5 separate regions of the Mus musculus genome follow, and regions 1, 2, 3 and 4 are each linked to region 5. A link is a loop called in an ENCODE intact Hi-C map of the cell type or tissue named here. Cell type or tissue: heart. All regions are shown on one strand. Links, peaks and the distances in the headings refer to the core of each region. The heading gives the core; the rest is flanking DNA.

Region 1 (6,327 bases), core at 853-5,852, 240 kb after region 5:
CTCAAACTAACAGCTTTTTTGTTGTTGTTGTTGTTGTTACAAAAAAGTTTGCTTCTTCAGGGACAAGAGAAAAGAGCGACACTGAGGTTAAGCAATGTCTATGAAGCCAAAAGCCAACATTCGAGACTGAAACTCAAATCTGCTCCTTTCCTAATCTGTTATCTGGCAAAACTCAAAGCCCCAATGAGTTTACTTTAAACCTCACTTAAGACAAACGAAAACTGTGGATAGCAAGCCAAGGAAAAGACTCCTTTCTAGCACTCAATCTAGAACCTCTACACCACAGCCCCAACAACACTTTCTTAAAAGGAACCCTTGTCACAATGACTCTCATGTATCATATACAACAATGAAACAGGGGGCGATGTAGAAATGACAAGTTTACATCAGCCAAACACATGAAGCCAAAGGAATCACAGCAAGTAGTTGGAGTGTCTGGACTCGAGATAGCACACAGCACTACATAACTGATACCGCTGTTAATGCTGAGTCCACCAGGCAGCAAGAGTCTGCCCTCAACAGGGCAGACTTATGTAACTGTCATTATATCCTCCCAGCATTGAGCATTCCTGGTTGTCCTAATGGACACTGCTAAGGGTCCTTTAGATGCGCTTTCCCTCGCAAGAAAGAGGTTTCACTGCATCTGCAGAAGCTTGTGCATAAACCAACTATCAGAACAAAAGCTATCAGAACAAACGCAGCAAAGATTCTTACAGCCAGGTAAAATACACAGACTCTACCTTTTCTGTATTGGGACCAATTCAGCAAAAACAAACTCAAAGGGGTCCAAAGTGTGGTCCCTACTCTCTGGCAACAAGCTGATACGCTTATCAGCTGGGGTTCTGGTGTCTGACAAAGAGGCTGAGGAGCACCAAGGCTGAGAAACAGAGCAAGAGGAACAATACAGACGCGACAAAAAGCACAAAGCATGAGGGAAGATGTTTAGCTCTGTCTAAGCTCTGGGATGATATTCTTGATGTTTGCATATTTCCAAGAACATCTAATGAAGTCCTGTCATTTCCCACAGCAAAAGTTTAAGGCTTACTGCACAACAACAATATGACAGTTACTTATTTATACTAAGTATTCAGTGCTGAGAATGTCAGGGACCATTCTTTATGTCCCCATGGATCAATGCGGAGGGCCATCACTAGAAGCCAAGGAGGTGGCTAATGTCCTTATTTTACAGAGGCGAAAACAGACACAGGGACAAGGGACAAGGATGTGAAGCCTGGCTCCTTCCTCAGTTCACTACATTGGTTTTCTAACTACACTATGCAGGTTACATTAGTTCTAAGAGTTCTGCTGTCTTTTTAGATATATTTTTAAAAATCATTTAAAATTTGCAATAAAGGGCCTGGAGAGATGGCTTGGTAGTTAAGAGTACTGGCTACTCTTCCATAAGACTCTGATCTGATTCCCAGCACCCACATGGTGGTTCACAACCATCTGTTACTTCAGAACCTCTTCAGGCCTCTTCCAGTACCAGACATGCACAGGGTACATAGACATGCAGTAGGAAAACACCCACAGACGTAAGTAAAATAGACGTTGAAAATGACTGCACTAAATTACCACCATCAAAATGCCAATAGACTGAACACAAGGCAGGGAAACGGCGGAGAGCCTTGCTACCCACGAGGTCCCTCCTGAGCTCCTGGAGCGCACGCACGCGTGCTCGTGGCCAGTCCTCCCATTCCACATCCTATTTGTGCTCCTTGTGATTGTCTCACTGATTTGAGAGATGTAATTATTTTTACTTTTGATTATTTACTTCGTATAAGTATTGTTGATGTTTTCTTTCCAAGGGCATTTAGAAAGCTCACTATCTATTCACTATCCTTATTTAGAAAATTCACCAGTGTCAAAGGATCAGTGGGGCAGGAAGGTTGCCACACGGTACAGCCACAGCCACCACGCACAGAGCTGGACAAGCCTACCGTTCGCACTCTCTCTGCAGCTGCTTCCCTTTCTCAGACAGTTTCCCTTTCTGCAAACTTTGGGCTACTGTCCCTTTCATGTCTTTGCCAACTCACAGGCAAAGACTTCAACTCCAAATCTGAGTGCTGTATTTATTCTCCTCTTGCTTTCTCTCGAGTGGCCTTTGCAACATCAGCTCTGGAAGGCTGCACCGTTCTGCTCTTATATAATGTATAGTAGCACTTCCCTTCCCCGAGCTGCCTTGCCTTGCTCGTGGGCATTCCAGCCACTACCTACAGGGATTCCACCTAAAAGATCTTTTTCCAATAAGGATCTCTCTACTCAACAGTGCGAACCTTTCTTTGCTCCTAAGCATGTGATACTTAGAAAGTCTCACAAAGGAGTCTCTACACATACAGTCAGAGTAAAAACAACGGTGATAATGAACTGAATGTCTGTTCACACATATAGTCAAGTACACTGTCTGGAGTCAGCAACACTTTCAGAAACAGCCCACAGGTATTACCAAACTCCACATGATTCCCAAACTCTCTTTTTATGTGTTACAATTAACAGCTCTGCTAAAACTCTACAGCCAAGACAAGTGGAATTCTTCAGTGTTATGTTAATAACCAGTACATCTGGCAGCATGATTTTGTGTTACTAGGTCTAGGTTAGAGAGGAAGAAGAAAGCAACAAATGTCCCAGCTACCGTTTTGTTTTGTTTTGTTTTAAGAGCTAAAAATATTGCTGGATAAATTGAGAACCCTATGCGGCACTTAAGAAGTTTGACAGCACAACGATACATTTTATAAGAAATCATTTGAAGGGTCCCACTCCTCATTCCCCTTCACCTTCGCTGAACAAGCAGTTCAAATACAAGACCGTTCCTTAATTCTGAGCAGTTCTCCTGACAGCTGTGTACATTAATTAAAGGTTTGGTCTCGCAGGTCTAGGTGAGAAAGAGAGAAGCAAGGGAGGGCTGGAGCTGAGAACCCTGCCAGCGCATTCACCTGGGATACCCTTCGGAAAGATGCCCGCCTCTTTCTTGAGGACACCCCACACACACACACACACACAGACACCCGCCTCCAGCGCCAACGTTCCAGCAGGCACTGCCTCTGGGGCTGCCTGCGACTCTAATGTGTTATTTAATTTTCTAACTACTATTAAGATATCTCCAGCGCGCGCGTGTGTGCGTGAGATGCGCTGGAATGAAAGATGCTCCATAAAATGAAGTTTATTATTAGTATTATTATAGCTCCCCCCAGGCCTAAAAATAAAGCAAAGACTATAACCACAGACACTTCAAAGGGGAAAGGGGGAGCCACGGCAAACAGCCTCCGCCGGCCCCCCCACCCCGGCGCCGACCTTTAACCCTCGGGATCGCCGACCCGGGGGACCGCCACCCTCCCGGCCCGCGCACGCCGCTCACCCGCCGACTCCCCGGTGTTGATCCAGTCCGGGTTGGCGATGCTGGCGATGGCGAAGATATCGGCGGCCAGAAAGAGACATCCTGAGATGATGGTCAGTTTATCCATCGCCCCGCCCCGCTCCCCCCACCCCCCACCGCAGGGCAGGCCGCGGCCTCACTCCTCGCGCCCCATGGGCCGCCGGGCCCCGGGGTCCCCGCGCCGCCGCCCTCGGCCCTCGGCCCGCGCCGCGCGCTCGCGCCCTCCGCGCCGGGACCCGCAGCCGCCGCCCGCCCCGGAACTGCTCGGCCCGCCCGCCCCTCACCCGGAAGCGAAACCGCGCGCCGGCCGGCGGCGCCCAGGACTGCCCTGCAGAGCCTTCCCGAGGGGGCGTCGGCTCAGCCCGGCGCTCGGGGCTGCTACGGTGGTTCGGGTCGGAGACCCCTGAGATCTTAAAGATTTGTCCAGTGAGAATTAGGTGCAGACTGTTCCAGAGACAAGGAAACAGTCACTGGGGAGAGAGAAAGTGGATGTCAGGTTCAGGGACCTGCAGAACGGCCCGTGTGACTAGAGAGTGAGTGGCAGGAGAAAAGGTAGGCAGAGGCCAGAGGTGGCATTCGGGGTGGGCACGCGCCTACGAATCCCAGCTCTCGGGAAGCGGAAGCTGGAAAGACACCAGTTCCATGACAACCTAGGCTAAACAGGGAGATCCTGTCTTTAAATTCACCAAATGTGTATTTGGATTTTGTTCCAGATGCAATGGGAAGGAACTGGAGGATTTTCGACCAGGATAGTGACATGACCTTATTTGGTTTGTGAAGATCTGTGGTATAAATAGATTATAATGGGGGGAGGGGCAGCGAATGTAGGGACACCAGAAATGGCCCCGCAGTCTAAGACAGAGAATTGTGGTTTTTAGTTATGGTAGTCAAGAAAGAGAAAAATGAGCAGATGTGTGTGTTTTGCAGACAGAAGGAAGAACTTGCTGATAACAGAGAAAGCGATGAAGAATAACCTGAAATGTTTGTTAGTTTGCCCCTACCAGGTGTTTAGTGATATTTACAGAGTAAGGTTGTGGGGAGAGCCTTAGATTTAGTGCATAAACAGGAAACAATAATATGAATTGTTATAATAACAGGATTTGTCTACGATTTTGCTACCCCCTGGAGGTTTCCTTCCACCGTGGCTCTCTGCTAAATCACCATTAACCCTGACTTTATATCCATCTCTTTCTTAGCACTCCATAGAGCAAATGGAGATGATTTTTCTACTTAAGTACCACCTAAGCTATCTCTAGAAAGACCTAGAAGAGCGACTTTTGTCTCTATTTTTGGGATGCCTACATGTCCACAAAACTCAGGAGGTTTCAAATTCCACCAAATCCAGCATCCTTTCGTAATGGGCACCAGTGCCACCACGTAGATTGGGGAAAATGGAGTTGATTGCTGGTCTAAAGACTTTTCAGCCCAAACATTGGTCTCTTGGGGCAAGTATTTTTTTAAAAGTGCATATTTAATTACATAATTTATTTTTCCTCTGCCATTGACACTGACTCAGGTAATTCATGTTTCCTGGGGATCCAGATAGAATGCCTATCAGTTGCTGCAGTAGCTCTTCCCTTTCTTGTTCTAAAGACTGGGGAAGTTCTAAGGAGCCATAGTTTTGGCTTTGTTGTTGTTGTTGTTGTTGTTTATGTTTGTTTGTTTTTTCAAGACAGGGTATAGCCCTGGTTGTCCTGGAACTCATTTTGTAGACCAGGCTGGCCTCGAACTCAGAAATCTGCCTGCCTGTGCCTTGCCTCCCAAGTGCTGGGATTAAAGGCGTGTGCCACCACCGCCCGGCTTAGTTTTGGCTTATCTGCTGTTTTGATTGTCCAGAATAAAAGGAGCTGTAACTATAACAGAGAGGATTCCTGACTAATACCCATTGATGTTCATAACTGATCAAGGCCAAATGTTGGAACAGTTTGCGACTGTTTTAACTCCAGCTCTGTGGGATGACGATACTTTAATTCTTGAGTTTGAAAAAAAAATGTATAAATTCTTCCTTTTACCCCAACAGTATTTACCAGGACATCTTGAAGTATATGTATTCTTCTATTCAAGATTCTAGACCTGTGATTAAAATGTGTGTGTGTGCATGTGTGTACATGTGTGTGTGTATGTATTCGTGTGTGCTTGCGTGGGTGTGTATGAGTGTATGTGTGTTAGAAGGATTAAAAAACATTCTCCATCCTTCTCCAGGGGTTTCGTATCATTGTAGATAACAGCGATTCACCTGGTCTTTTCCTACAAGTAAGACAGGCATAGTAATTAGGAGGCAAGCACAGTGCTCACACAGTTCCCACCACTTCCCATTTTAGCCGCACGCTCTGTTTGTCTCCAATCGCGCTGATAATTCAGAGTCCCATGTCTCTGCAGTAACAGGACAACACAGTTCCCTTCTCTACAGCTCTACCTACATTTTAACAGAAGCAAAACTGAGGGGCAATGAGGGGGTGGGGTGGGGGGAGAGCAAAATGATGGAGAAGTATGTGCTAATTCCAGCCCTGCTGCTAACTTGAACTGAGAAGTCCATGTCCTTGCTTTGAGCCTCTTTTTCCTCTCCTCCTGAACAGACCTTGTGTGCAGCAGAGGCATCTCATCACTCACCTGAGTAAACAGCTGGGATCTTTCTATTCGGAGATGAGCCACCATGCCCCTTACGGTGGAGAGTCCTTGGAGACCCAGAAGAACATAGACGGCCCCCAGGAGGGCTCTGTGCTGGCAGGCTAAAGACAGAAATAGCCATACGGTGGCTGTTAAAGGGATGAGACTGTGGCGTGCTTTCTTGTGATAGATGGTAGGACTCAGCTCGGAAGAAGCTGACTCCAGATGGGACTTCAGGGAAAACGGGAAGAAACCGTGCCATTACTCTGCACTTGAAGGAGCATCTTTGGCCTGACAGGATAATGAACACACTTCCTCTCTCAGTCAGGTTTACTGCGTGGGCCGAG
Region 2 (6,327 bases), core at 951-5,950, 160 kb after region 5:
CCCAGCCTGGCTGGGATTTGGTCAATGACTTTTAGTTTCTCATGGTTTTTTGGTTCTTGTTTGTTTGTTTGTTTTTTGCCTCTGCTTCCTACCCAGGACCATCTGGAGAGAATCAAGTATATCTCCCAAACCAATCACAGGAGATACCTTCTTCTGTTGAGTCTTTCTCCACCTGCTGAGAGCTTACCGTCAGAGGTATTGGGAGGCCCTTTCTTCCATATGAATTGTTCTATATTCCAGCCTGTTGTTGAGTCTATCGCAAACACAAGTCATAGGGGCTGCTCCCTTGTGGTGAGCAAGGTCTGGATAAATTCCTGGTTGCTTCTCAGCGGGATGATCTTGCTAATTTCCAAAACTGTATGCTCTAGATCTTTTCAGGTGTGTTCTGTCCCTTAGCGTTCCAAGAGACCTCAACAAACACTAACTGGTCAAGCAGAGACTAGGGCATTCTAGCTCCACCCGGGGCCCAGAACCAGAGCAGTGGGTGGGTGGGTATATAGGGGAATACGTCCTTATTTACCACAGGACTGAGCCATCAAATATGTGATGATACCTTGTGCTTAGTGACATCTGTGTCACTCAGTACTCTCAGCTCAGGCTATGTGCGCAGACCTGGTAGTGGAGCAGAAGAAACTCTACCTCAAGCACTTAGCACTGGTGATGCTTTCCAGAGCTAGCCTTGGATAGCCTTGACTTCAGACTGAGCCAGCCTTCCCTTGTTGATCTCTTCTAGGGTATTTCTGAGTCATTGCTTTGAACCGGTCCCATCCTGGGTGCTCCGGCTATGATGCAAGTAAAAATACTCTTGTCCTCTCACAGCTTGTGTTCTAGTGTGGATAGATGGACAGGGAAATGAAGTCAATATGCAGGAGAGTGTCAGAAAGGAACGCTCTTAAGAAGAAAGCAGGATGAAAAGTGGCTGGAAAATGGCAAGGGTGGTTTTGGGAGGCCGCCTAGCTGAGAGGCAGTCAGAGAAGGCCTCTGAGCCAGGCAACTGAGGGCTAAGAAGGAGCCAGCCCTGCCCACAGCAAGGGAGGCCATGCCAGGTGGCGCCAGGGAGGTGTGGAGAGGCGGGATATGTGAAGAGGGAAAGGGCAACATGAGCTGGAATGGAGTTGCGGTGGTTTGAGTGAGATTGGCCCCCTGGGCTCATACATTTGAATACTTGGTCCTCAGTTGGTGAAGGAACTGCTTGGGAAGGATTCGGAGGTGTGACCTTGTTGGAGGAGGTGGGTCACTGAGGATGAACTTGGAGGTTTCACACGTCCACAATATCCTAGCTGACTCTCTCTGTGTCACGTGGTGTTTGTTGTCTCTGGATGTAAGCTCTTAGCTACTGCTCCAGCACCATGCCTGCCTGCCTGCTGTCATATTACCTACCATGAGGGTCATGAACGAACTCTCTAAAACTGTGAGCAAGCCCACAGTTAACCACTTTCTTTATAAGTTACCTTGGTCCTGGTGCTTTTTAATGAAGACAGTAGTAAGTTAGAAGTGGTGTTATAAAAGTACAGACTGCACACGTATAAGCTGCACAAGTGTGTAGAGCAGGGTTAGGCAAGAGCCTCTTGTGCAATGCCTGCTGCTGTCTGTGTGCTACAGAAGAGCCTTGAATATAGATGGAGTTGGACCATTTACTTCACTTAACCTCAGGTAAAAGGCTGAGAAGTGGTTGTCTACTGAGGGTTTGGAATCCAGCTCAGGACCACTGTGAGACACATAGACACACAGACACAGACACACACACATGTACACACACACTCAGATATAGATACATCACACACACACATATCACACACACACTATACACAGATACAGATACACACACACCACAGAGAGATAGACATACACACATACCACGTACAATACTCAGATACAGCTACACCATACACACTCCACACACAGATACAGATACACACATATATACACTCCACACACAGATACAGATAGATACATACTCACACTCCACACACAGATTCAGATAGACACACACACACTATACACACACACACACAGACACACACTGTACACACAGACACACACACACACTGTACACATACATACACACACTCTACACACACACACACTCTACACACACACACACACACACACAGTAGCATCTGATGACTATGGAAATGGCCTGTCAAGCTTACCCTTGACACCCTTGGTGGCCCATCGTTGGACTTGGGTATATCAGGGTTTTCACTGTTGTGGGCAAGTGGGCTGACTGAAGGCACAAAGCTGTCTACTGCAGTGGGATGAGCCACTCTGCAGAGGACAGAAGACACGGGATGAAAAGGCCGGAAGAGTGCACACGTGGGCCTGTCTGTGCCTCAGCTTTCTTGCAGGCACTTCACTCTCCTTAACTAACTGTGTGAGGGGCAGGTGATGCTAGGATGTGACCTGCAGCACCTACAGTTCTCAACAATGCTTTCGGTTTTCCCTCGATTTGGTTATAAGCAGAGCTGTCACAAAACAAAGGCCTTGAAAACAAAGGCTGCTAGGGCTCCTGTACTGGTGTTGCTCACCTCACATTCCTTGCCCAGGACCAGATTTCAGGAAGAATATGTGTCAGGATATGTGAACTGTCTGATTTCAGGAAGAAATTAGCACTTGCTCAGGATATGTGAACACACACTCCTAATTACTGCAAACACTAACACAGTGCCTAGGCTATGCCGAGCACTTTCTATATAGTAGTTCTGTAACCCCATGAGACCGACACTTTTCTGCCGAGGAAGCTGAGGATTAAGTGATTTGGCCAAGATCGCACAGCTAATGGACCGCGATGGAGCTGGGATTCATCGAAAAAGCTCTGTCAAGTCAAGCTTGTAACCAAACACTACACTGATTTTCTGAATGAGCACGAACCGTAGTTCTCGGCACAAGAGACTGTCTCATTAAATGACTTAATGCTGTGACTACCTGTCCCGCCTTTGAGAGGCTTGCTGCCAGGCACCAGTCTTTTTCTTTCTTTCTTTCTTTCTTTCTTTCTTTCTTTCTTTCTTTCTTTCTTTCTTTCTTTCTTTCTTTCTTTCTTTCTTTCTTCCTTCCTTCCTTCCTTCCTTCCTTCCTTCCTTCTTCTTTCTTTCTTTCTTTCTTTCTTTCTTTCTTTCTTTCTTTCTTTCTTTCTTTCTTTCTTTCTTTCTTTTCTTTTCTTTTCTTTCTTTTTTTTTTTTTTTGGTTTTTCGAAAGAGGGTTTCTCTGTGTAGCCCTGGCTGTCCAGGCACCAGTCTTAACCACCCGCTTCAGGAAACAAGGCTCTGCATCCTGTGGCCACTAGGTGGCGCTGCCCTCTTCCAGGATACTGTGTGCGCAACACTAATCACGCACCCTTTTTCCATTTTGCACTTGAAATAGTGTGTCATGTTTCAGCCTGTGGCTTTTGCCCTGCAGATATCTGAGAGAGTCCATTTCTACACACATCACCTTTGACACTGAGGGCCCTCCTGCTCTTCTGCAAAAGTGGGCATTTAAAATTTTTAAGTTATATATATATATATATATATATATATATATACATATATATATATATATATATATATAACTTAAAAATGTGTGTGTGTATGTGTGTGTGTGTGTGTATATATATATATACACACACACACATATATATACACACACATATATATATACATATATATGTATATGTATATATGTGTGTGTATATATATACAAATATACATACATATATAAATTTTATTAAGAGGTTTTCATACAGTATAAAATATATATTATATGTGTATAATATTTATATATATTGTATGGAAATTATGTATATATATATATGTGTGTGTGTGTGTGTTGTTTATATACACACACATATAAACATATACTTTTCTAGACAGGGCTTTTTTGTGTAGCCCTGGCTGTCCTGGAACTCACTATGTAGACCAAGATAGCCTTGAACTCACACAGTGCTCTGAATGTCAAAGTGAAGAAATTCAATGAAGCGCGGGTAAACGGCAGGAGTAACTATGACTCTCTTAAGGTAGCCAAATGCCTTGTCATCTAATTAGTGACGCGCATGAATGGATGAACGAGATTCTCACTGTCCCTACCTACTACCCAGCGAAACCACAGCCAAGGGAACGGGCTTGGCGGAATCAGCAGGGAAAGAAGACCCTGTTGAGCTTGACTCTAGTCTGGCACAGTCTACCTGCCTCTTACTCCTGAGTGCTGGCATTAAAGGCATGTACCAATATGTCTAGCCCATACAATATATTTTTATCATGTTTTTCTCCAACTCCTCCCAGATCCCTCAGCCCCCGACCTTATGCTCTTTTTCTCTCTCCCCTGAAATACTCCTAGAGAAAACTGATCTTCTTTCTGCTTGTGGGTACCAACAGTGAGTAGCTTCTTCATTGGGGTGGGGGCCCTGGGTCTGTAAAGCAGACACTTTACATGGACAACCCTGACTGCTCAGCGCAGGGAAGTCAAAACCCTCTTACTGCTCTGGGAGGAGAAGCACGAGGCTTGTCTGTAACTGATAAAGCTGGGTCAGGCCCTTCCCATACCTGCGAAGTCAGCTGGTCTGAGATGCAATCAGATGAACAAAGACCCGAGTCACTGGGCGTCACTGTGCATCACTGGACACCACTGGCAGCTGACCCCACTGAATGCCTTCTTCTATCTGTATTTCCTCTTTATTTTTTATATTTAGACAGGGTCTTCTGTGTCCCAGGCTGGCCTCACAGTAGCAGAGAGCTGAGGCTGGCCTTGAACTCCTGATTCTCTTGCCTCTACCTCCAGAATGCTGAGATTACTAGGTCTGTGCCTCCAGGCCTGGTTTCCTTGTTTCAGTCTAGTTAAATCTGCTCTCCCATAAATGCCTAAACTTGAGAGAAGGAAAAGTTGACTGGTTTTCCTGGCTGTTTCATTGATGGTGTTATAAGGCTGGATATCCTTTGACTGATATGGAATTTATATTATAGTGTGGGTTTCTGGTGGGTGGTGGCCAGCTACCTTCCACTTACAACTTGTAGGGATGATAGCTTCCATGGTAGAGAGAATTCAAGAGTTGTCCATGATCTTAGGTAGAGGGTCATTTGTACACGGAATGAATCTGAAACCACAGTGTGGGTTTTTTGTTTTTTTTTTTCCCCTTTTATTTTAAAAGTTAAGCCTTCTGCCCTGGCCCTCCTGTTCCCACAACACTTCCTAAAGTCGACTTCTGGACCTAGGTTTTAGGGACTTCTATAGGAAAAATCTCTGGAAAGAGAGCTTTAGAATCAAATCTTTATACTCTAGGCTTTGATAATGAAACCAGGAGCCTCATATGATCCTAAAGGGGTAATGATGCTCCCAGAGGCTGAAGGATTAACTGTATAGCCAAGACAGAAACTCCTCGTTCATTTCTAAATCTAGGGGGCTACAGAGGGGACCTTGATCATATTCCCAGTGCTGGGTCCTCTAGAAGAAAGAGTTCCGCACATTCCCCGTTCCCTGCTATGGTTTGTAAGTGTCCCTGGTGAACTAAAGCAGTGTGGTTGTTACCAGTAAGTCCTGGGTCTGGTTAACATGTGTAACCAGCAATCCATCCTGTGAGGTTTGGGCGAGGTCATTCATGGTCTTCTTGTTCTCTTGCTTCTGCGGATCTCTGTCAGTGTTTCTGTCCATGCTACAAAACAAAGTGATTTGTTCAGTGCCCAGCCCATGTCGCCTCTCCACCATGAGTGTCTCTCTTTTCCCCTCTCCCCTCCTCTCCCCTCCCCCTCTCCGTCCCCTTTGGGTTCCTAATGGGAATCAGAAACCTTTTTTTTTAGTTCTCTGTGGAAACAGAAAGGATTCCTACAGAGTTCTGATAAAATGGTGGTTTGTGAGATTTTTTTTTGTTGTTTTTGTTTTTCTCTTACAGTTTAGGTAGATCTCAAAAGCCCCACTCTGTGTAAGATGTTGCAACGACCATTTATCAGCTCCCTCTTCAAGGCTCACCACCCTCAATTCTCATGAGCAAATTCTTACTGCTATTTTCATTTGGGAAGCCAGATTTAGCAGGGATTTTCCAGAAATGAATCACCCTGACCGTGGGAAGATATGGCTCCTTTGAGTTGTCATCATGTAACTACCTAAGCCTTCCTCTCCTGACCGGTGCAAGAACACAGATGCGATGGACAGACAGCACTTCTCCGGGTTGGTTCAGCTCAGCTTGAGTGCACTGGACAGTCACCAGGCACCCGCTGCTGTAAGGCTCCGTGCTCCACAAGGGTGAGGCAGTCAATGAGAAGAGCAAGCACTCCTTTGGCACTTTTCTTCTAAGACAGGGCCTCTATGTAGCCCTGACTATTCTAGAATGTGCTATAGAGCAGGCTGGCCTCAAGAAAAAAA
Region 3 (6,327 bases), core at 478-5,477, 75 kb after region 5:
GGGCGGGCTGATGACATTTCCACAGCATCACAGAGCACCTTCTCTGAGCTTCAGAAAGGACAGGGGCTCCATCACCTGACCCAGGATCGCAGGACACTGTGCCTTCCCTCAGTCACCTGTCTCAAGCTATTCTCCTTACTCAATCTATTGCCAACTTGTCCTCCTTCACATCTATTGACACAGCCCCTCCTTCGGAGCTGCCTTCCATTCCCAGGAGGCAGGTGCTATTTGCTTCTTTCTACTGGGGAGAAAGCTGAGGAACGGAGGACTTCAGTGACTTGCCTAACAGTAGTCTCTATTTCCTTAACTAGAACACCCAGGAGCAGCTAGGAACCTCCCCTGAGAATTTCTTAGAAATGCAAATTGGGCACCTCCCCGCAGAGCTCCTCAAGGAAACTCCAGTGTGGTCCAGCAATCGGAGGCCGGCAAGCAAGCCATGCAGGGGGCAGCTGTTGATAGAACCACAGCCCCGCACTCACTCACTCACCTCTGACTCTTCAGCCTGTGAAATGTTACCGTACTGCAGCGACTGACTCAACCCTTTTCTTTCTCCGAAGCCTTGTAGTCTGTACCTGTAGACCCTGGTTGCAAGAGTTTAGTCAGATACTCTTTAATTTGGTGTGTGTGTGTGTGTGTGTGTGTGTGTGAACACGAAGGTGACTGTGGAAGTCAGAAGAGCACACTGGATGCCCAGGAGATGGTGTGGCACGGGTGAGCCACTCAGCCAGGGCAACCGAGTCCCCATGATCTTACAGCTCTTTCCCCTTTCACTTCAGAGGTAAGTGTTCTCACCCTCTGAGCCGGCCATGCTCCCCCACCCCCCCACAGGCCCTCATCCAACAAGCTTTTAAGGCTCAAACCCAGGATCATCCCAGGTGTAGACCCGGTGGCACCCTGGGACTTGGAGGTAACTGATTCCTGCAGCTGCCTCTCTCACCAACTAAAGCCTTCCTAAAGGCTGTTGCTACTTGGTTGCTGTGCCTGATCCTGAAGTTTTTCTCCTTCACAATAGAAATTAAGGTAGAGAAGGAACCCTAAAAACAACTCGATCCTGCCGTGCACCCCTAGGTTCCTACAGGCCGTTCCCAGGGGGGAATTAACAGCTGCCAGCTGTGGATGACAAGATCTCTTGGGGCGAGTCTGATCAGTGCAGGGTAAAAGGTTTGAAAATACTATGTTTGTGAAACAGCGTGGCATGAGCCATTCAGGAAAGTCACGCCTAACGCGCTCAGACTCTCAAAAGAACCCAGTTCTTTGGAACAAAGGAGTCGCTCCCCGCTAGCCTTCCTTTCCCAGGAACTGTTGCCGCAGCAGAGAGGGGTGAAGAGCTAGCTGTCTAAGGTCGGGGTTTGAACACGGCCTGGACCCACTCCCTCCACTGGCTTCGTCCTCCTCACAGAGCAAACAGCACCTTCCCCGGGAAGTCTTCCCAAAACTTCACTCTTAACCCCTACACTCACAATCCTTGTTTACTTACTCTACATTCCCTACCTGGCCTCTGAGGATCTGGGGTCCACTCTGGACCTCGGCTTTCTCCTCCGTAATATCTGTTCAGTGGTCCCAAGCCAGGGAGCGCCTCATCGCGGAGGACGCAGAAATACTCCCCCAAGGAGAATTCCCAAGTCAGATCTCACTCTTCCGAAACGCACGCGATCAGTCACACACAGGGCGCAGCTGGGCAGGTTTCCCGCAATCCCCTTAGCCGACACTAGCTAGTTTTGGCCCAGGGCTCACCCAGGAGGTCCCCGCCCCCGCGCCACCAACTGCATACGAATGCTCAGCCCCTTGGCGCACAAGTCTCCAACGCCTGCCAACACCCCAACTCCCTCAACCAACAATGCTGCAAGGGCGTATGCAGCTCAGACCTCGAGGTTCCGAGAACTGAGGCCCGCATAGGCCTCTAGTGTGGGGAACCCGGCGAGGGGAAATGTTACTTGGGCGTTTCAGGGGGACAGGCGGGCTCGCCGAGGCACAGAGGAGACCCGGGCGGAGGCCCGCGTGCGCTGCCTGGTGCAACCAGAACTGCGCTCACCGCTTGCCAACGTCTTTCTTTCCTTCCTTACAGACGCAAACACTGAGCCTCGGGGGAAGCTCTGCAACCAGAGAAGCGCCCCAGTGGCCTTTCGGGGGGCTGCTGCAGCGGGACGCGCGGGCTCCCCATCTTCCCGTCACCTACCTCCCACAGTGTGGCAGGCGCGACAGCTGCTGCCCACGGCCGCAAGGATCCCAAGGAGCTGGCAAAGGCTGGCGGCCGGGCGCTCCAGGGTGCAGGGAGGGAGGAGAATCCCCGGTACAAAGCGCAGGCGACAGAGAGCCAGGCCCGCAGCCGCAGTGGGGCGCCTGAAGACGTCGGAGCGCTGGAGCCGAGCACGGGCTGGAGTTGGGGCTGCTGCCGCTGGGGTTGGAGCTGGAGGCTGGAGGCTGGGACCAGGGCTGGGGCGGGACTGACGCACGGGGCGCACGCCCGGGCTCACGTGGCCGTCCCCGGGTGGCCATCACCTCCATGCAGCCGCCGTGTTGTCTTCTGGCTCCCCCGCCTGTTGAACGCTTCCTAGACACCTGGGTCTAACGTTAGATTTCATGCTGTGTGTCTGGTGGCGCATACCCTTAACCCCAGCACTTGGAAGACAGACTGCGGGCGGATTTCTGAGTTCAAGGCCAGCCTGGTCGTCTACACAGTGAGTTCCAGGGCTGCACTGAGAAAACCTGTCTCAAAAAAAAAAAAAAAAAGGGAAATCTTAAGGATTTCATGACATAATTTTGAAGAAATTTAACACTTTCAAGAGAGGGAGGGGTAACGAAGGAGCAGGAGGGGGCAAAACAACAAAAATTGTGTTAAAAACTCATAAAGAATCCAAATTCATGGTAAGCACATATGTATTTAATATTTACATATAAATTTATAAATATAAGTATAGAAAATTATACACGTATATGTAAATATTTAATATATAACCTATATATTTTTGTTTAAATTTAATATTTGTATATAAACATATATTCGGTTTAAATTTATACAGTTCGGCCTACCTGACAATTCCAACTATTTCTATAATTTTTAATTAATAACTTTATCAGGGCCGGGCGGTGGTGGCAAATCCCAGCACTCAGGAGGCAGACACAGAAGGATCTTTGTGAGTTCAAGGCCAGCCTGGTCTACAGAGGGAGTTCCAGTACAGCCAGAGCTGTTACACAGAGAAACTTTGTCTTAACAAAAACAAAAAAGAAAAATCTTTGTCAAGCCTTCCTGGACTCTCTGGAGGGAAAAATCACAGTATTCCTAACTCTGAGCCTAGGGCCTGGCACATAGTGCTTAATGGGTGGGAACTTGGGCATGGTGGTAGACCTCTGCAGTCCCCAGAAAAGCAAGGCCAGCCTGGGCTACATGGTGAAGCCCTTTCTCAAAACTCAAATCTGGTGCAGTGCATGGAAGGAAGGTAGCCCTTGGAAGATGTAAAGACTGAAAACCAGTGGAGGCAGGCATGTGTACTTTGAGGTCATATCTCACCGTATACTTTAGAGTAAAAATCTAAACAGTTGCACATTTTGAGCTATTTGTCCATCCAGCTGCAGTCAGCTATATAAGGTATGCAGGCACGACTAGCTGTATTGTACAGATCATAGGACTGAGACTTATAAAGAATGTATCTTGCCCAGGGACACAGTTAGGAAAGGGTGTGATCTATTTCATTTAATAAAGCAACTGTTAATAGACTTACTGACAGGAGAAACACCATAATATCTATTCTGCCACAGGCTTGTCTGGCCTGGGCTTTCAGATTAAAGACCTGAAGACCTGAACCACCTTGAAGTTGTACCAGCAAAAACACCAGAAACATCCTCTACACTTTGTACTTCCAGAACCATGAGCCAAAAATCCACCTTTTAAAAATTACTTATTTTATGTGTATGGGCGCTTTGTCTGCATGTCTGTCTAAGAGTGTCTGGTTGTCCAGAACTGGGATTACAGTTGTGAGTTGCCATGTGTGTGCTGGGAATTAAAACCAGGCCTTCTTGAAGCACAGCCAGTGTGCTTAAGTCTCAGCCAGTGGTTCTCAACCTGTGGGTCCCAATCCTTATGTCTGGGTCAAATGCCCCTTTCATGGACTGACTGTGTGCTGTAAGCTGAAATAAACCCTTTCCTCCTCAGGTTGCTTTTGGTCATGGGTCTTATCACAGCATCTGACGGTCTGTAGTAGTGTGTTACTGGTAACAAAAGGACCTTGCACACAGGCGAGAGTACTCCTCATACCATTCCTCACAACCTTCCTAACTGTCCTCCACTTAGCACACGGAACAGGCTAGGAAAGTGGCTTTTCCAAGGTTATACAGAGGCATGGTTTAGCCCAGATCTGGGTCTATGCAGATCTCTTGTGTCCTGTAGGCTCTTTGGTGTTTGAGAGCAGTAAACCTGCTCTCCCAGGGGAAGTCAGGACTTCAGACTGTTGTCAGCATGAACATTCCCCGCAAAACATTTGATTCCCCCCCCCCATCCCCTTTCTTTTTAAGAGACAGGATCTTTCTACACAGCTCTGACTGTTGTGGAAACTCACTGTGCAGACCAGTGCTTCTGCCTCTCAAGTGCTGGGACTACAGGCATGCACCACCACACCAGACAAGTTTGATTTTCTTGATTAAGATCCCATGTTGCCACATGAACTCAGAAAGACGAGTGCTTTGTCCTGGAGCTGCCCAGCATGACAGCTCGAAGGATGTGTGCCCCACCTGGCCTGCCCTTCTGGAAGATCAGCCCCACAGCACAGGGAGCTGTACCACCACTCCCAGCTAGATCCATATTTTCAGTGTCTACTTTCCAAATAGATAATGACACTGAGTATGTTTTCCGGTACCCGTCAGATGCTCCTATAGAACCTAGCGATTCCACTCTCAGCTATATGCCTAAGGGTAAAGAGATTATGCACCATGCAAAAGAAATTGGAGGTGTTGATAAGATGGCTCAGGAGGTAAAGCCATTTGCCAAGCCTGACACATAATCCCGAGTCCATCTCTGGGACTCACGTAGCAGGAGATAACTAATTCCTGCAGGATATTGTCCAGCCTCAACATACATACATGCACATACACAAAATAAATTGCTGTAATTTAAAAAAGAAATTAGAATAGGTGCCCACATTTAAAATACAACAGCAAACCCAGCTATGTATGGGGCTGGATGGGGTGGCACATGCCTGTAATTTTAGAACTCAGGCCGAGGGCTGAGAGATCGCTTAGCCTTTGAGGACACTGGCTGCTCCTCCACAAGATCAGTTTCCCAGCACCCACATGGTTGGTGACAGCTGTGGCTCCAGCTCCAGTGGCTCTGATGTCCTATTCTGGCCTCTGCTGACACCAAGCATCTGCTGTGGTACACAGACATACATCCAGACAAAAATTTAAAAGTGGCTGGCTCACTATGTAGAAAATATCCAAAATATACAAAAAAAGAATAAATAAGTTTAAAGAAAAAAAAAAAAGGCTGAAGCAGGATTGCTAGTTCAAGACCAGCCTGGGCTGCATGGCTAGAGCAGTTTTTTTGTTGTTTGTTTTAAAGATAATTTACTTCATGAGTGTTTTGTCTGCGTGTACCACACACATACATGTTGCCTGTGGAGGTCAGAAGAGGATGTCGGGTCTGGGTCTCCTGGAACTGGAGGTTTCCAGTTTTGAACCGCTACATGGGTCCTGAGAACTGAACCTGGGTCCTTTTTGAGAGCTACAAGTGTTCTCACCAGCTGAACCACCTCTCTACCCCAGGACAGTTTTTATAAAGACTAGCAGAATCCATGAAATTACTCTTCTCCTATCTTAGGGTGTTCTGAGAGTGAGGCGTCTAGCTTTATTTGCCTATATGTTTGAATAGGAAAAGATCTGGAAGAATCCAGACCAGTTTAGTTTTGTTCTGTTTTTGTTGGTTTTTTTTTGTTTGTTTGCTTTTAATGCGGTGGGCCTCACTGGTAAAGGAAGACTTTTTTCTTTCAATTTTACACATAGGATTGGGCATTTAAAAATGTATGGGCACACTTGTGGTACCATTCAAACATAGAACCCACTTCCTTTATGTAGAAGGGGAGGCAGATTTATGAAGTAGGGACATGAACAATGGCTCTATCTCTGCATTTTTCTTTCTTTGCTCCCGTTTCACTAGGGAACACTGGTTACTTTTATGACAGTTACAGTTAAATGTCACTTAGAAACAGAAAACCCAAAAACTAAACACAGCCTGGTTGCCCTGGCTTTTGAGGCCTCCCCACCCTTCCCTGGCATTGGCTGGGTTTGCATTTGATTTGCCCTTGCTGTGTCACGCAGGCATAAATCACCAGAGAAGCA
Region 4 (6,327 bases), core at 788-5,787, 82 kb after region 5:
CTAAATTAGGGCTCTGTGTGTGTGTGTGTGTGTGTGTGTGTGTGTGTGTGTGTGTGTGTGTATGCTCAGAGTTATTCTGGGGAGACAGCCTACATAAAGAGAACTCCGTGTCCTTCCTGTGACTGCAGAAAAGGGTGATCTTCCAGGAGGGCAGGCCAGGGCCTGCCCATGTCCAGACAATAATTCTATTAGCTCTTAGGATGGGCAGGTCTGGGCAGAAGTGTTTGCCTCTGCCTTTGAGTTCAAATGGCAATGGAATTCAGATCATGTGACCTTCACCAAGAATAAAACATCAGGGCACGTGTGTTATAGCTTATCGCGTAGATCAATAGTGTGTTTAATCTGTAGGAGACCCTGATCTTGATCTCTAGCACTCCAGTGCATACACACACACACACACACACACACACACACACACAGACAGACACTTAAAAGAAGAAAAACCGTTTTTGTTTTTGTTTTTTTCCAATCAGTATTCTTTTGGTCAATTTTGTCCTCAGTCCTGAAGATATGGCATTGGGTAACTAAGAAACTATCATTTGTTTTCTCCTGGTAGAGGCTTATCAAGTCCCTTCATGGGCAAGGGTAGAGAAGATATTCACAGGATCCCATAGAACCTTGGTGACGATCTTGAGGTATAGGCGGCAAAGGATTGCTCAGGTCCCTGGGATGGGCATCCTCGCGGTGCCTGCCCTGGATTGCCAGGTTTGATCTTTGAATGACTCACTCACTGGTTAGGAGCAGATGCCGTTCTTGCAGAAAATCATAGTTCACTTCCTCCATCCACATCAGGTAGCTTACAACTGCCTATGACCCCAGCTATAGGGGAATCCAATGCCTGCTTCTGGACTCTGCAGACACCTTCATTCACACACACAAAATCACACAGAGACCCAGCAACACATATAATTAAAAGCAATTAAGCAGGTAGTGGGAGCACATAACCTTTAACCCCAGCATTTAGGGGCAGATCTCTGAGTTCAAGGCCAGCCTACTCTACAGCGCAAGTTTCAAGAAAACTAGGGCAGCACAAAGAACCTTGTCTTAAACAAACAAACACAACAAAAAACTTTTTCAGGGTCTGGGGAGATGGCTCAGTCAGTAAAGTACTTGTCTTACAAAGTTAGGGGCCCAAGATCCCCTGCACTCTTGTTAACAAGCCAGACATCAAGGCAGCTGAGTGTAATCCTAGTGGTGGAGGTATGGAGAAAGGGGGATCCCTGGAGCTCAGTTAGTCTTGTCCAGGTTCAGCAGGGAGGCTCTGTCTCAACCAAAGAGTGATAGAGGAAGACACATAGGCACATGCACACGAGCACACACACACACACACTCTCTCTCTCTCTCTCTCTCTCACACACACACACACACACACACACACACACACACACACACACACACAGAGAGAGAGAGAGGACTTTACTCTCTGATAGGACCAGACCGATGTCTGACACTTATGGGTCAATGAGATTGTGGATGGAATGAGAAAAGCAAATTCTCACAACAAATGCTGTGGGGTGGGTACTACCGTTGCTGCAACATTGTAGCAAATTTCCTAGGTTACTGAAGCTATTGAGCCAGTGGCCCCCAAACCCGTGGGGTTCCTATACTGTATTGGCTTAACCAATTACTACGAACTGAGTAACTCCAATCATTCTGGAGAACAGAATTCCTACAATCAAGGAGTCAGACCCCTCCTATTTTCTTTGGAAGTTCCAGGGGAGAATGGGTTGTCAGGTGCTGGGGAGAGGGCTCAGTGGGTGAAGGGACTTGCGGTTAAGCCTGCCATCTGAGGCTGATTTCAAAGGGAATCCATGAGGTGGGAGGAAACAGCAGCTCCTCCAAGTTATCTGATCTCTCCATGAATACTGGTGTGCCCCCTCCCGGGGAAATAAACACACAAAGCTTAGAAAAGGTTACCTGCATTCCTTGATTCGCCTCTTCATCTCTCAGCCTCCTCATAGCTCCATCTTCTTATCTCCTGTGGGTTCTCACCTCTTCTAAGGGACACTTGGAAAAATCTAGGCTAGTCTTCCTATCCTTAAGTTTTTGAGACAACTTCAATAACAGGTCATGTAGCCTTTAATTAGGGATATAGCGGAGGCTGACCTTGAACTCCTGATCCTCCTGCCTCCATCTAAGCCGCGCGCAAATCTACTCTCGCTGCTCGTGAAGCTCTGTTATCCATTCATCCATTCATAGCTGACCCCCCCGCCCCCCGAAAAAAGGTTTCCTTTTGTCACATAAGACAATATGAACCGTCTGGGGATTTGGGTCTGAACACCGCTGTTGGGTTGGTGGCGTGGGAGTCTTTGGTTAGCATAGCCACTCACCTTTTATTGTAGTTTTGTTTGCTATCTTCCCTAAACGTTGCAAGAAAATGGATGACCCTAGTTAAGTATAAAATCTGCAAAAAGGAAACTGGAAGGATTTAAAACTGCTTTTAAAAGAATCAAACTTGGGAATGAATATCAGAAGAGAAGAAAAAAATAACCTATATTTTTGTTTCAAGAATTTCAAGTCGATCTTCAAAATTCTGAACGGTAGAAACGCAAGGTTTGCTAGGCGGTACTCTGTAATTGTATTTTCCTGAAAACAACGTAAATAGTCTGCATTGGAGTGGGGCTTGAGAGGCGGGAGGACGCTAGCTTGGCGAGGTACCTGACACACACTGACAGGTCTTTTTCCCACTCCGTAAAATGTGATAATAAAAGCGAAGGAGCCCACATCAACAAAAGATCCGTGACAACATTCCAAGACACCCTGGACACCACGCGGCCATGAGCCAGGAGGTTACAGACTGAAGTGGTTCGGCGCAAACCCGGTTCCCGAGTGACTGCCCCGCCCAGGCGAGCCCGCCTGGAGGACGCGGCGGCGCAGCACTGCCCCCAGGTGGCTGTAGGCAGCATCACGTCCTCGGAAAATGCAAAACTCAAATTCTCTCACTTTAGGATCAGGCGTTTTCATGGTTGACACTCAGGGACTGTCCTGTCCTTTCCTTTTTAGTGGTGCATTCTTGCTTGATGGCCGTGTTGGAAACCAGGGCGCTGGGAAACCAGAGGCGGATGTCCCTACATACTGAAAGGCTGGATTCATTTTGGGCATGCGGGAACGCCCAGAGGCGGAGCTTGCAAAATGCAGCTCACTGCGTCATCACACTAATATACTCTGAATGGCCTATCTTACAAATGGGAGGTAGCGTGGCCGAGTGGTCTAAGGCGCTGGATTTAGGCTCCAGTCATTTCGATGGCGTGGGTTCGAATCCCACCGCTGCCACATCCCTAAGTTTTAAATTTTTAATTTATTTTTGCATGCTTTCGGTTTTGTCTTCTTTTCTTCAATCTTTCTGAAGCTCATTTTAAAAAAACACAAGGAAGGAAAGAAAGAAACGAACGAAACTGGTCTCTTTCTCTAGCCTGGTACACAAACACGTGTCATGACCACTAATTTTCTTCCCTGAAAAACAAAACACAAAACAAAATAAAATCCCATCCCTTTTCAGGGCAATGGGTCCCAGACAGCTCGCAAATTCCCAACAGGCGCTCTGGGTCTTAGTTCACATTTCTGAGATCTCTGCCGACGGCAAAGGATATGAGCTAGAGAGGGTCCCTTCCTGGTTCTGACACTCATAAGTCTCTGTTGGTGGAAAAGACGTCAGGTGACTGCGAAGGGCTGGGTTGCTGGGCGGAGTCTTACGTAGAAAGGCGTTCTTGAGGTCTCAGCTTTCTTCATTCTTTCACATGGTCTCTAGGCTTGGTTTAGTGTCCCCTCGATGCTTATTTATCCACAACTATGAAAGCGCTACTTTGTGCCAGAAAAGAACTCAGCTCACTGAGAGGTTTCAGGAGTGAGCAAGACAGGTCAGGATTCAGAGACACTATTATTTCATCAATTACACTTGACTCCATGACAGCCAGATCTACACAGGAAAACCCTGCCTTGTTTTTGTTTTTGCTTTTGTTTTTTTGTTTTTTTAAAAGGGTGAAAGAAGGGTGGACAGCTCACTACACATTTTTATTCTGAAGAGGGGCAAATAAGCGGAATGATAGTGGAAGACTTACATAGGTCCGCTCTCGCTTGATCTCTCTCTCTCTCTCTCTCTTCTCCCCCCCTCTCTCCTCCCCCCTCTCCTTTCGTCACTGCTGCTGAAAGTAGAACTCAGGGCATCCTCGGATAGCACTCCTCCCCTGAGCCACACCCTTAACCTTAGAGAAGATAGACTTCCACCTCCAACCGTGTCTGTGTGGAGGTCAGAGAACAATTTGCAAGAGTCTGTTCTCTCCTTCTACAGTGTGGGATTGTAGATCCTAGGAATTGAATACAGGACATTCATCAGGTTTGGTGGCAAGCACCATCCTCAGCTTGGGAAGACATAAAGTGACTTTGAAAATCTCTTAGCTGGCTAGCATTGGTCCACAGTTGGAGATGGCTTTTAATAGAACGCTTATAAACCAGTCTCACTGGTTGCCCTATTCGGATAAACTATGTCATTGGTTTATAGTGGCCTTTCTTCTGCATCTGCATCAATGCTTCCTCCTTTAGTTTCTTTAAATGAGCCAACCCTTCCTGTGTGAATCTCACAGGGGCTGGTAATTAGGGTAGCATCGGAATCCTTCAGGGATTTGTGTGTTGGGTGGGGGTACCGTATCCTTTCCCACCCGATAAAGAGAGGACAGAAGAATTCTTGAGCTGGCGATCTATGCTGCTACGTAGTGCTCAGGCCTTAGTCTTGTTGCTTTGAGGGGGAAGAGACGGAGAAACCCAGAAAATAAGTAAATTGATTCTTGGCTAGACAATAATGTGAACATGTAAGGCTGCCCTAAAAACATATTTCTCAGGAAGAGAAGGTTGAAAGAGGGAGTTTAGAGAAGGGGGGGGGCATTTGGATGATAAAAATTTATCAGTGAAGGAAGTTCAACTGCCAGTTGTGAAGGTTAGAGTTGATGGTCAATTAGACAGGATCTGCAAGCACTGGCAGGCACACCTGTCAGGGGTTAGGTTAGATTAAGGTAGTCTCTAGGCCTGTTGATGGATTATGTGACAGAGCTCCTCCAGGAGGTTGAGGTGGGAACCCATTCTAATAGTGGGCAGTACCATCTCAGAACTTGGGTAAACATGACAGTCTCTTTTCTTTCTGACTACAGACACAATGTGACCAGCTGCTTCATGTTCCAGACGCTAACTTTGCTCACACAATGGACGTATGAACTATGAGGCAAGATAAACCCTTTCTTAAGTTGCTAGTGTCAGGGTTTTGTTTGTTTTTCCCAAACAGGGTTTCTCTGTTGTAGCCTTGGTGGTCCTGCACCTCACTCTGTAGACCAGGCTGGCCTTGAACTCAGAGATCTGCTTACCTTTGCCTCCAAGTGCTAGAATAAAAGTCACTACCCAGCTCGCCCAAGTATTTCATCATAGCATCAGGAGAAGGAAGTATGATGGCCAACCTCGGACAGCCTGAGATTTGTAGGTATGGGATAAGGAAGTAGAGCCCAGAGTTCAACCCCAAACCCTGGAACAGAATTAGGCTGCAATAGACATAAACCATGTGTTACATTTCCCACTGGACCTTGGGAAGTTCTTCCAAATGATCTCAGCTACAGAGCAGAAGCCCTCACCTTCTGATATTTCAAGTTAGTGATGGCCTCCAATTCCTTATCTTTACATTGACGGTAACAAACCCTACTGTAAGTGTGGCTCTAATAATGGAATAAGGCTATACAAATGCAAGCTCCTGCCAGCGTTGGGCACTAAACAGATAGAAATGATTACCACTGGTCTTTAAAACAAAAACAAACAAAGAAACAAAGAACCAAGTAGACACTGGAGAGATGGCTCAGGGGTTAAGAGCACAAACTGCCATTCCAGAGGTCCTGAGTTCAATCAACTCCCAGCAACCACAGGGTGGTTCATAACCATCCTGTCATGTGGGATTCAATGCCCTCCTCTGGTGTGTCTGAAGACAGCTACAGTGTACTTATACAAATAAATAAGTCTTTTTAAAAAGTAGACACACGCACAAAATTCTAACTACTGTATTTTAAAACTCCTACACAGTTTTTCTAATTTGCCTGACCGGGACACGTGCTATGAGGAACACCACACCACCTATGAAGGTTGACTCATACCTTCTCTTTCCTCCACTGCAGCCTGGTAGTTACTTTGTTCTCTGCTAGGGTCCGTGGTGTTTATTCAGTTAACGCCACGTGCGTACCAGATGATAGATACCCGTGGATCTGCTTACACACTGTTATTTTTGGGATCCACAGTCCACATCACAATGGCAGGGAGGTACAGTCTCTGTTGAGAGCAGATCTGTGGACTCAAAGTCTT
Region 5 (6,327 bases), core at 659-5,658:
GGCCCATTAAGACAGGATTTCAGGGGGAACCAAGGAAACATAACACATGCAAAAAGAGGCTATGGTTCCCAACTATTCTTCCAGGGCTGAAATTCTGCCCAGCCCTGCCATCAGGCAGAATGAGATCCCTCTGGATGATAGAGGCTCCTCTCTCTCTCTCTCTCAACACGGCACCCGATTGAGTTACCTGCAAAGGTCATCACCTCCCTTTAGCCTCCCAGACAACTGTATCCAATTCAGTGGCTTTTAAAGGTTTAGCCTATGACCAACAATAATATTTTCCCATCAATGATGCAGAAGATACATGGAAATGCCACAGCTGAAGCAGTGTTTTGTGTAGCATGACTGTTACATGCCACACAGTGATGTTTTCCATCCTTGCCCTTGCAAAATAAAAATGCTGGTAGCAAGACCCCCCAACCCAATTTTACAACACTCACTAATGAAACTTGACCTGTCAACAATCCAAGCTTCCAAAGCAAGCTGTGGTGACCCATGCCTATAATTCCAGCACTTGGGAGGCTGAGGGAGGAAGATAACAAGTTTGAGGCCATCCTGGGCTATAACATAGCAAAGCCTCATCTGGAAAAAAAAGTTACAGACACAAAACAAACAAAAAGGCTTCCCTAGCTCCACCCTCCTATCTCCAATGCTCAAGAGACTGCCATTCTTTGTGACTGTCAGTAGCAATGCTACTATAGCATTGCTGCCTTGCTCCCAACCCTCCAACTGTCCCATAAAACAAATCCTTCCATGGACCCCTAAGCCCTTACACGATCTTACCCCTGTCTCCACATAAGCATCTCCTCATGGCCTAGTGACCAATTACTGAACTTCTAACAGGCCAAGCCCCAAGCATCCTTGAGGACACTCTGCACAACAATCCCAGGTCATTTTCTTTTTTTTTTTTCTGGTTTTTCAAGACAAGGGTTTCTCTGTATAGCCCTGGTTGTCCTGGAACTCACTCTGCAGACCAGGCTGGCCTCGAACTCAGAAATCCACCTGCCTCTGCCTCCCAAGTGCTGGGATTAAAGGCATGAGCCACCACTGCCCGGCTCACCAAGTCATTTTCTGGATGCTCATTTTCCTTATATGTAACCACTGCCAGTCCTTCCAGGATTAGACGTGTTCCCTGACAACTCAACTGAAACAGCCGCTTCCAGCCCCTTCCATTACAAGCATAATTCCTTATTTCCTGAATGGTCCTAAGCTGGAACTTCCTGATCTGCTTGCTGGTCAGGTGTTAGCTGTCCTCTGTACTAGACTTTAAACTCTACGAAGGCTTCTCTATGCTTCACATTCCTGGACCATTAAGTGGAGATAATAATTATACTTGGTCGTGGTTATGGGATCATTACTTTTAAAATTAAAAAAAAAAAATCACAGTTCTTTCTCCCAAATATTAATGATGCCAGGCATCAATATAGTACCAAATAATACTCTTCTCATTAGCTGTGCAAATCAAAATTTATAGTGCCCAACTTCGAATTGGTTTACCCAAGGTCACAGCCCCCCAAGAAAACAGGTAAAGAAATCCAAATCTAGCTGATGCCAAGAGCCTTGGTTTTATTCTTAACTAACATGCTGCACATCTCTTTGGTAAAAGGCAGTATGGTGTAGTGGTTAAGAGGTTGGACTGCCGTGCAAAACCTTACAGGTTCAAATCCTACCTCTTCAATATAGCAGCTGATTAGCGACGTGAATTGCATAACCCTGGGTCCTTTCCTATTTTAAACCACACACCGGCTTCAAAGGGATAAGGCGAACCTAGAAGGACTGTTGCTACGTGGCAACATGTTTTCTTCCAATATAAGACCGAACAAGACAGCCACAAATGAAAGAAGCAGGAGTGTCACCCATCTTACACTCATTAAAACACCGTAGCACGGGAATCATATCCCCATTTCACAGATAAAGGTATGATCTTATCTTTTCGCTCCCAAACCCAGGAACTCTAAAACAATATTCCAGGATGACCCGGTATGTGCACCATCCCCCGTTACTGGAAGGTCCCCGGGTCCACGAAGCAGTCGCCACTCTGCTTAAACACAGATCAATGAATGAGGCGTCCCGGGCCCGCTCGGGCTAAGCAGAGTTGACCAGGTTCAACGACCCCTGCCCATGCAGGCGGCCCCGAGTCCAGTGGCTTTCTCCATGTCGCCGGTGCTCAGGCGCCCTTCCCACTCTTCCGAAAGCCGCCACGCCACCGGGCACCAGTGCCCTCGCAGGTGCGGTTCGGGAGCCAGGCCCGGGCGGGGCAGCGCGGCCGAAGCCTGAGTCAGCGCGGGCCGCACCGCCGTCGTCTCCCCACCGTCCAGCCGAACGGAGCGACCCAGGCCCGGGGCGGCCTGGAAAGCCGGGCGGCCACCTTGCGCCCTGCCCTGGTCCCGGGAGGCCGCGGCCCCTCGGCACGCAGCGGCGGGGGCCTGTCTGGCCTAGTCAGCAGCGCGGCCCGGAGCACCGAGCGAGTGCGACGGCTGCGACCCGGATCCCGAGGCTGCCGAGTCGGGGCTCACCTCTCCGCCGGGGCCGCGCGCGGGCGGCGGAACGGCCCAGGGACCCGCGGGCTGCAGAGACGGCGGCGGCCGGGTCTTCTATCAGGCAGCGGCCATGTTCCTGCTGGAGAAACTCCGCCGGACACGTGGGGGGAGCGGGGCCGGCCCTCGCGCTTCCTCTTACCCACAATGCCCCGCCCCGGCGCGCGCGGGACCGCCCCTTCGGCGAGCTGCTCGTGGTGCAGAGAGCGCACATCGACAGCAGGGGTCGCCGCTGCGCTCGCAGAAGGAACCTAGAGCGAAAGACGCTGAGACAAAAGAAAAAGCCTGCCTTGGCAGCGGTGGGATTCGAACCCACGCCCCCGAAGAGACTGGAGCCTTAATCCAGCGCCTTAGACCGCTCGGCCACACTACCCAGCTGTTGACGTCGTTTTCTAAGAAGCTACTTATTGGATTGACACGTATATTTTCTTTCGATTCTTGGAGTTATATTTATTTATTTTATTTCCTGCCGATAGAAATTGCCATAAACAATATTATCATCATGCCACTTATTGAAATAAAAGTATTTAGATGCAAGCTTGTTCCAAATAAGTTTTAAAGCAAAGGATAGTTTATTTTGCGTTCTGAGTCAGTTGGTTAAGGTGTCAGGTTAAGCCACTCAGACACTCAAAAACCCGAATTCGATGTCTGGTTCTGTCAGTAACTTTCACCAAGCTCTCAGAGCTGAACTGTAACCCCAGGTCTGCAGAGTTCTATCTGAAAATTTACGTGTTTAAATTTTTAGTACACAAACAATTTTAAAACTTTGCAGATAAAATATATTCTTTGTAATATTCAAAATAAGATTCTTCGAGCTTTGACTTGCTCTAGTTTCCTAGTACCCAGCATTATTGGCTGATTGTACATCCTTTCTGCTCTTTTGCTGTCAATGTTTATCTCCATAGAAAATAGTTTTGTTCATATTGTGAATGGGTTGGTATATAAATATTAACACAGTAACACATAGAGATATACAGCTGGCTGGTTTTTCACTATACTTTTGATTTATTTTCTGTTTTGCTTTTGTTTTTAACCAGACTTTATTTTTAAGTATCTTTGCATGTTAATATGCCCATACAGACTTTTACGTTTACTTTATTTATTTGTTTGGGAGTGGGGAACGGGCGGGGGCGGGCCGTGGAGGTCAGAGGACAACTTGCCTGATGAATAAGTTCTTTTGTTCCACCCTGTGGGGGCGTCTTAGGTTGTCAGGCTTCGAGGCAAGTGTGTTTACCTACCTTCTGACCGAGCTATCTCACCAGCCCTAGATATTTTAAAACACTGAAAAAGATGAAAAAAAAAATAGTCACACACACCCCATATTTCCACCACCTAGAATTAAACTCATTTCTGCATTTACATTTGAACATGCATACATATTCATTTGTTGTTTAAACTAAGGTTCACAATGCCCAGGCTGGCTTTGAACTACGTGCATTGATGAGTTTGAATTTCTGATCCTCCTGCCTGCACTTCCTAAGTACCAGAATTACAGCCTTGCACCTGGCCAATATGGCATTTTGCTTCCAATTATTTTCTTGTGTACATAATTTTTATTAAAAGTTACACAAGTAAGGCCTTCGAAATGGCTAAGCGTGTAAAAGCATGTAAAAATCCCTGGGACCCACATGATAGAAAAAGAATCATCCACAAGCTGTTCTCTGTCACACATACTCACACGATAATTAAGTAATTAATTAATTAAGTAAGATACACAGGTGATAAATGTAATGTACACTTTAAAACTGTGTCTTAAAATATGGGCTAAGAGATGGTAAGCACACTCCTTTAGTACCAGCACTTGGGAGGCAGAGGCAGGTGGATCGCTAAGTTGAAGGCCAGCCTGGTGTACAGATGAGTTCCAGGACAGCCAGGGCTAAACAGAGAAACCCTATCATGGAAAAACTGTGTGTGTGTGGGGGAGGGGGTGGGGTGGGGGGTCTGTGTGTATATCTGTGTGTGTCTGTCTGTGTGTGTCTGTGTGACGTAATGGTGCATATCTATGGTCCCAGCCATCAGGAGGCAAATGGCAGAAGTTTTTAGCAGATTTGAAGCTAGCCTGGTCTACACGGTGACAGACTATGCTCCAGGCTAGACTGGTCTACATGGTAGAAGTGTGTTTCAGGCCAGTCTACATAGGACTACATAGGATATTCTGTCTCAAAACAAAAATAAACAAAAATTTAACAATATCCTGGACTATGAGAGTAAAGTCCACCACATTTTTAAAAATCCTCTCACAAGCACCCTTCCAGTTTACAAATAATATGAATTTGACATGTATCCTTCTAATAATTTTGAAAACTACATGCATAAATCCATGAGCAATATAAAGTGTGCTTTTCTGTGTTATCACAGGATACCAACACCTTGTTAAAACTTTTCTCCCATATTATGTTTTTGAGATCTATTATATTAGTCCATGCTATAAATAAACAATACTTGTTTCTAACTTTCAATATGGAAGGAAATACCCCTATCTGTGGCTTCTACTTTATACATGAATTTTCCTCCGTGTTTTCTACCAGAAATGAAACTCCCAAAGCATATGTTCACTTCCTTTTCTTGACCGGAGGTAGAAGGGGATGAGACAGGGTCTCTTTACATGATTCTCGATAACTTAGAACTCCATGTTGGCCTGGAATTCAGTGAGACCCCACTGTCTCTGCCTCCTGAGCACTGGCATTAAAGGCGTGTGTCACCGAAACTCTCAGGTTATTCATTCTTTCTGAGTCATTTTTGGTATTCTGGAATTTGAGACAAAGCAAAGCCATTCACTTGGCTTTTCACACTTATTACCATGAAAATCTGAGCTCTCCCTCACGTGCACTGTGCCTTTCGTTATTGTCCTCCCTCTCCCTCTCCCTCTCCCCCTCCCCCTCCCCCTCCCCCTCCCCCTCCCCCTCCCCCCCTCTCTCTCTTGCCTTCCCAGGAGTAACTCAGCTCAGAGCACTGACCCAGCCAGTACTCAGCCCTACTTGCTGGGTAACCCTGCACCTCAGCTCTCCAGATATGCCCCTAGCAAGTCACACAAATGTCATTTGGGGTTGGCACGATCTTGAAATGTGGGCATTTTATAGTTTTCTTCCCCTAAGTCCTCTTGAGTCTGCTGCTGAGGTTGGATTTGTTTGTGTGTTCCATCCTTCCACCCTTAGCAGCTGTACTTGTGGATCTGGGGGAGTGTGTTGCTTTTTAAGCAGCCATCTAGTGAGGAATAATTCATCAGGATAATTCTTCGCCAGGAAGGACTGTGTGATATATACCTGGCTTTCAGAATGGGAATGTGTCCCCAGGGTAGATTGCCTGTGAGAATCTGTGTTCAGGCCTGCTCTTCTAGGCATTAGTAAGACCTCCAAAAGGGTCCTTAGTGGCATCTTTGTTCTAAATATCCTAGCATCCCTACTCTCCCCAGGCTCCTTGTCCCTCACCTGGCCAGTGTGGTCTAAGGTAGACATAGGCTTCAGGTTGCACTAATGCATTCTCTCACAAGAATCTGAATTAAGACATTATGAGACACCACTGGTTTGTTCATTTGTTCATTTGAGTTGAGCTGAACTTAGTCTCTGGATTAGAAAAAAAGATTTGGAGATGGCTATTTCCTGTGACAGGATTGTAAGAGCAGAGAAAGCCAGCACATTTTTAAAAGGGGGAGGGGGTGGGGATGGGGGTGGAGTGCTCCGGGTATTGTGCTACCTCAGGGATGATGGCGGGCACCTTTAATTCCAGCACTCGGGGGAATCTCTGAGTTCCAGGCCAGCCCAGTCTACAGAGTGAGTTCCAGAACAGCCAG

What was found. Hi-C counts contacts between places; a loop is a spot of excess contacts. Peaks named below come from ENCODE experiments on the same cell type or tissue, not always from the same donor. Only the 100,000 strongest peaks of a DNase experiment are listed, where the experiment ranks them.
Region 1: it touches region 5 in a loop (3-fold over the local background); 21 of 42 quality-filtered maps call a loop at or near these places.
Region 2: it touches region 5 in a loop (2.3-fold over the local background); 3 of 42 quality-filtered maps call a loop at or near these places.
Region 3: it touches region 5 in a loop (6-fold over the local background); 41 of 42 quality-filtered maps call a loop at or near these places.
Region 4: a loop joins it to region 5, with 7 times the contacts of the local background. A loop is called at or near these places in 41 of 42 quality-filtered maps.

The regions. Positions count from the first base shown.
Region 1 is chr7:120,674,899-120,681,225 of GRCm38, reverse strand. It overlaps Mosmo (modulator of smoothened), which reads right to left and starts at 3,606. Exons shown (of 3, transcript NM_001164580.1): 1 at 3,356-3,606. The coding sequence starts at 3,461. It also overlaps a transcript of Pdzd9 not described here. In heart, for the core only: a CTCF peak has its summit at 3,783; DNase peaks (open chromatin) are centred at 2,995, 3,365 and 3,665; H3K4me3 peaks cover 2,782 bases; H3K27ac peaks cover 2,063 bases.
Region 2 is chr7:120,751,828-120,758,154 of GRCm38, reverse strand. It overlaps Vwa3a (von Willebrand factor A domain containing 3A), which reads right to left. Exons shown (of 34, transcript NM_177697.3): 3 at 5,497-5,620. Among named protein-coding and RNA genes, the nearest start is that of Vwa3a, 15 kb to the right of the region's middle. In heart, for the core only: a CTCF peak has its summit at 3,287 (motif pointing right); a DNase peak (open chromatin) is centred at 3,284.
Region 3 is chr7:120,838,950-120,845,276 of GRCm38, reverse strand. Eef2k (eukaryotic elongation factor-2 kinase) reads right to left here and starts at 2,446. Exons shown (of 18, transcript NM_007908.4): 1 at 2,177-2,446. Gm36449 (a long non-coding RNA gene) reads left to right here and starts at 1,766. Exons shown (of 2, transcript XR_378468.3): 1 at 1,766-2,678; 2 at 3,757-4,150. In heart, for the core only: CTCF peaks have their summits at 2,269 and 2,473; DNase peaks (open chromatin) are centred at 1,106, 1,756 and 2,456; H3K4me3 peaks cover 2,395 bases; H3K27ac peaks cover 2,151 bases.
Region 4 is chr7:120,832,425-120,838,751 of GRCm38, reverse strand. n-TLtag1 (a tRNA gene) reads left to right here and starts at 3,192; the gene lies at 3,192-3,273. In heart, for the core only: no CTCF peak of the experiment used is centred there; DNase peaks (open chromatin) are centred at 2,901, 3,121 and 3,641; H3K4me3 peaks cover 2,289 bases; H3K27ac peaks cover 1,669 bases.
Region 5 is chr7:120,914,100-120,920,426 of GRCm38, reverse strand. Polr3e (polymerase (RNA) III (DNA directed) polypeptide E) reads right to left here and starts at 2,649. Exons shown (of 21, transcript NM_025298.4): 1 at 2,517-2,649. It overlaps n-TLaag4 (a tRNA gene), which reads right to left and starts at 2,910; the gene lies at 2,829-2,910. In heart, for the core only: a CTCF peak has its summit at 2,754 (motif pointing right); DNase peaks (open chromatin) are centred at 1,656 and 2,726; H3K4me3 peaks cover 2,526 bases; H3K27ac peaks cover 1,369 bases.